Linked DNA regions of Homo sapiens: region 1 is linked to region 2. A link is an interaction called in ENCODE POLR2A ChIA-PET data of the cell type or tissue named here. Cell type or tissue: OCI-LY7. All regions are shown on one strand.

Evidence for each region. ChIA-PET counts read pairs that join two places held together with the same protein. Peaks named below come from ENCODE experiments on the same cell type or tissue, not always from the same donor. Only the 100,000 strongest peaks of a DNase experiment are listed, where the experiment ranks them.
Region 1: POLR2A ChIA-PET joins it to region 2 with 5 read pairs; 2 of 35 experiments call an interaction of 5 or more read pairs at or near these places.

The regions. Positions count from the first base shown.
Region 1 is chr12:121,798,236-121,800,735 of GRCh38, forward strand. LINC01089 (long intergenic non-protein coding RNA 1089) reads right to left here. Exons shown (of 4, transcript NR_152740.1): 3 at 1,612-1,721. It also overlaps a transcript of SETD1B not described here. Among named protein-coding and RNA genes, the nearest start is that of LINC01089, 3.5 kb to the right of the region's middle. RefSeq lists enhancers at 1-225, 226-765, 766-1,305, 1,306-1,845 and silencers at 1,636-1,685, 1,716-2,135, 2,206-2,500. In OCI-LY7, no CTCF peak of the experiment used is centred here; DNase peaks (open chromatin) are centred at 1,396, 1,886 and 2,386; H3K4me3 peaks cover 1,603 bases; H3K27ac peaks cover 1,444 bases.
Region 2 is chr12:123,005,600-123,008,099 of GRCh38, forward strand. The region is part of intron 6 of PITPNM2 (phosphatidylinositol transfer protein membrane associated 2); the gene reads right to left. Among named protein-coding and RNA genes, the nearest start is that of MIR4304, 3.9 kb to the right of the region's middle. In OCI-LY7, no CTCF peak of the experiment used is centred here; no DNase peak of the experiment used is centred here.

The DNA.
Region 1 (2,500 bases), 1.2 Mb before region 2:
CAAATCTTGACCCCATCATGGAACAGCCCCTGTGGATGGGGAAAGGCCTGCAGCTGGACTCAACCACTCCAGAGGAGAACCGCGTTGGCCGCCTTCCCAGGGAGCGCCAGATTCCCCTTTGCCCTGAGGCAGGGACACGTGCTTCAGCAGGTGGGCTGGTGCGGGGGGAAGCTCTGAGGCAGCCCAGCCCCCACCCCCTGCAGCCACTCCCAGCAATAACCACGATCACAATGGAGGCCAACTAAAAGCTTGGGAGGAGGGCCTCTTTAACGCACTTAATCCTCCCACCACCCTTTCCAGCAGGCATCCTTATCACTTTACAGGGAGACACTCACCCAAGGTCACCAGCACTGAGAGATCCTAGCCCATGGCGAACTATCTCCCTTAACTTAGCACCAAGATACCTTTAGCAAGATCTCCTTGTTAATCCGAACAGGCCCCCAGAGCTCGGTGTAGCCCTCACAGCGGGAGTGGGGCACAAGTCCCAAATAGGGGAGGTGGTGTGATCAGGAGCACCTGGACCCAAATGGTTCATCAAAGCAATCACAAAGCAGAAATCACAAGGAGGGGGGCTCCGAGACCAAGGGCCGCCATCTCCAGCTGTGGAGCTTCTTAGACACTGAGATGGGAAACTATTCAATACATGAAGTCGGCTAGCGTTAGAATGAAATCAATTACTATGTGCCAAGCGTGGAACGTGGCACTTCTGCGTCAAAACCCCAGGTGTTACCAGGCTAGGGGCTGGAGTCTCAAAATGTGTTCCCAGACCACAGCATCAGCCTCACCTCACCTGGGAACTTGTTAGAAATGCCAGTCCTAAGGACCAACCCACTGAATCAGACACTTGGGCACCAGGCCCGGTGGTCCATTTTCAGTGAGCCCCCCTTCCGGTGTGATTCTGATGCCGGTTCCAGACTAAGAACCACTGATCTAGCCCTGTTTTCGGAGATGGAGAAATAGGCTTGGAGGCTATACCGCTTACGCAAGGCCATAGCTGTTCAATGGCTCGCCAGGTTTCAAATCCAGCTTTGTCTGGTTCTAGAAACAAGGCTTATATACAGGCCTGCCCATTCGGGGACTGGAGAAGAAAACAATCCCAGGAAGGTGGAGAAGCGTCAAGGAAGGCCCTTTCATAGAGAAAGGTGGCCGGAACCTCGGGTCTCTGTTCTTTGCCTCTCTAGCAGCCAGACATCAGAGGACGGCTCACACTGTCACCCCACATGCCCCACGGGGGCGGCTGGAGGGAAGGCCACAGCACAGTTGGGCTTTCTGACAGTGACCTGTGTCTTTCAGAAGTAGGCGGCACCCAGGGCCCTCCCCCCGCCGAAGAACACACAACTGGGAAATACTTGCAAGTGGATCCTCTCGTATGCTGCTATATTCGGCAGAGACTTACACGCCCCAAATGCCTGACAACAGAAGCTGACAGACGGGGATGGATGGCCCCGGCGGCCCAGCAGGCGGCCCTACGCGCTCGCAGCTGGGGGGGGGGGGGTGGGGTGGGGCGGGGCCGCAGAACCAGCCCGGCGTGTTTGGGGTTCGGCCCTCCCTGGGCTGCAGGCCAGAGCCCCCCAAATCTCCCTCACGGTCTGGGCAAGTACTCACACCTACCTTAGTGGGAGGACTGTCAGAGTCAAACTAGGCCTGCCCCTGCCGTTGACAGAAGGAAAGATTGTCCATTCGGGGGGTGCCCGAACGTCGCCCCTTCTCCGGCCCAGAACCTGGAGGAGAGGAAGGTGGAGGGCGGATCAGGGCGTTGGGGGAGAGAGATGTGACCGGCCGAATACACAGCAGACGGGCTCCGGGGCTGAAAGGGAGCACCCCAGACGCCGCCCCTCCCCCAGCGGCCCGGGCGGCCGGGGGTGGCTGAGTCAGAAGGTTCAACCCCGGCCCGGGCGGCGGCTCATCTGCATTTCCAAAGGCCCGCCCCGCCCGCACCCTCCCCGGGAAGGGCCGGAGATCTGAGGCTTCGCCGGGAGCCCCGCGCCTCGGGGGATCCCGGGGCCCCCCCTCCGCTTTCCCAGGCTTCCCCCACCTCCTGCCTGGAGAGCTGGGCTGGAGGGCTGCCCAACGGGGCGTCTGCGGCCACCCCGAGGGCCTCCCGCCCTGAGTGAGGACAAAGGGGGCGACCCCCCGCCCCGCGCTGACTCGGCTCTCAGAGGGCGACTGGGAGGTCGGACCTGGGCGCCCAGAGCTGGGTGGGCAGCGGGGGGCGGCCTGGGGTCAGGGCCAGGCCGGTCCGCGGCTTCCGGAGGAGCCGGTGGGACCCGGGGCGGCCTCGAAGCCCCGCCGACCCCGTGGCCCTCGGCTGCGGGCGCCCGCGCAGGACAAAGACGAAAGAGGGAAGCGGTCCGGGGCGAGGCCTCCTGGTGCCCGCGTGGGCCGCCGGGTCGCCCAGCCCCCTACCCCTGCCGCTCCTCCCGCCCGGCGCGCGGCGGCCGCCACCGCCCCAGCCACGGGCAGCGCGCGAAATGGCGCCCATCAGGCCGCCGCGCCCGGC
Region 2 (2,500 bases):
CAGGAGCCTGCACGGAAGTGTGGGGCCCAGGCAGGGGCTTTGGGAGGCTGTACCCATGTTGCAGGTCAAACTAAAGTCACTGCCTGTCTGTGCCTCAGTTTCCCCATTTGTAAAATAAGGGGACTGGCTCACAGATAGTCTCACAAGCTCATAGTGGTTCTATAATTAGAGTGGAGGGGCCTCCCAAAGCAATGTGTCCGGTCAGAAGCCACAGTTGGAAGGGCGCAGTGGCTCATGCCTGTAATCCCAACACTTTGGGAGGATTAGGTGGGAGGACAGCTTGAGTCCAAGGGTTTGAGATCAGCCTGGGCAACGAAACAAGACCCTGTCTCTATAAAAAAAAAAAAAATTAAAAAAAAAAATTAGCTGAGCATGCTGGTGTGCGCTTGTAGTCCCAGCTACTCTAGAGGCCGAGGTGGGAGGATCACTTGAGCCCAGGGGTTTAAGCCTGCAGTGAGCTATGATTGTGCCACTGCACTCCAGCCTGGGTAACAGAGTGGGACCCTGTCTCTAAATCGATAAATAAATAAGAAGCCACAGTTAATTTTCTGGGAGATTCCTGCACAGGGGAGGTAGAATAGGACTTCCTGAGAGTCTCGTGTCTCAGTGTCTGCTATATTTTTCCTGTTAAATTTCCCACGGAAAATCAAGTTCAAGTTCAAACTGGGTTGGTTCTCCTTTTCTTTTGTTTTTTTAAAAAAAGCTTTTAGTAGAATATATTATGCACGTGAGATATATAAGAATATATTATACATATAAATTAAGATGTAGAATAAAGTAAAGAATATATACCTTTTAAAGTATAAAAAACAATTAAAGGGCCAGGCATGGTAGCTCACATCTGTAATCCTAGCACTTTGGGAGGCTGAGGTGAGAGGATGGCTTGAGGCCAGGAGCTTCAGACCAGCCTGGGCAACACAGGGAGATCCCCCATCTCTACCAGAAAAGACAAAAAAAAAAAAAATTAGCCAGGCGTGGTGGTGTGTGTCTGTGGTCCCAGCTACTTGTGAGGTGGAGGTGGGGGGATCGCTTGAGCCCAGGAGTTTAAGGCTGCAGCGAGCCATGATCATGCCACTGCACTCCAGCCTGGGTGACAGAGTAAGACCCTGTCTCAAAATAGTAATAATAATAATAATAATAATAATAATAATAATAGAATGATAAAGACTAAAAGCAGACTGGGGGTTGCCTTGGGCCAGGGTGGGATGGGGATGACAGTGAAATGGGAACAAAGGACCTTCTGGGGTGATGAATGCTCTGAAGTTGTGCCCAGCTGTGAATATACTAAAACTTACCAAACTGTTATCTTACAATGAGTGAATCATATGGAATCTAAAATTATGCCTCAATAAAGCTGTTTAAAAAACATTAAAAAGCAATGAGACATCCACATCCACAGCCCCAGCGAAGAAACACACCATCGCCGGCGACAGGGAGCCCTCCACTCGCCTGGCCCCTGACAGTTGGCCCCGAATTTTGCTTGTCATGCGTTTTGCCTTCTGGTCTCAGCACACAGATGTGTTTTCCTGCACACTGTATCAGGCTGGTATGGCTGTTGCTGAATTCCGCATCTATGTGTCACGCTGTATTTTTCTGCCACTTGCTTCTCTGGGTGAGTTTTGTCCATGGATGCACGCGTGGGGGCTTTGGCTCATCAAGCTGGGATTGTGTGGCATCCGTGTGTGTGTGAAATGCCACATTTCATTGATTCCTTTTCCTGCCAATGGGCCTTTGGCTAATTTACATTGTTTCTCCATTTTGCTTTCATAAACCTGGTGCTCTGAATGAACATTCCAGAACAGGCATGGGGATTTCTCCAGGGGACAAACCTGGGAGAAGCAATCTCAGGGCATGTACCCCCGCCTCCCCTAGAGCATGCTGAGCGGGTTTGCAAGCAGTTGGGCCACGCCAGGCTCCCAGGCTGGTCTCCTGTGTACCCTCTTTTCCTGCCTCCTCACTTCCCACCCCTGGCTTTGCTCAGCCTTCCTTTCTAAATCCCATCCATTCTTAAAGACCTCTCTGTGGGATGGAGTCCTGTGTCCCCTGCCCAAGCCCCAGGGGTGGCCTCAGATGTGGCACACTGAAGAGCCTTGGTTACCTTTTCTGGGACTGTCTGCTGGCCTCACAGGGCTGCCAGGAAGGGCCGCATCCCTTGCTCTACCCTATATAGGGAAATGCCTCCTCCTGGGGTGACCGGAAGGGCTGGGACATGCACTACATCTGGGGCCAGGCAGTAATGAGGACAGCTGAGAGCTGTCCCAACCCCCAGGAGTTGCCTCCTCAAGGCCCCCAAGAAGCCCAGCGTAGCTCACATGAGTTCACGAGATCATCCCCGTGATATTATAGGACTAGTACTCACAGTTGTCATCAAGCTCCACCTATGTGCCACACCCCATCTTCAGTTCTGAACCCACGGTCTCGGCCCACAACAGTCCGATAGGATCGGTGTCATTACACCCATTTTACAGAAGAGAAAAGCAAAGCTCAGTGAGGCTGAGAG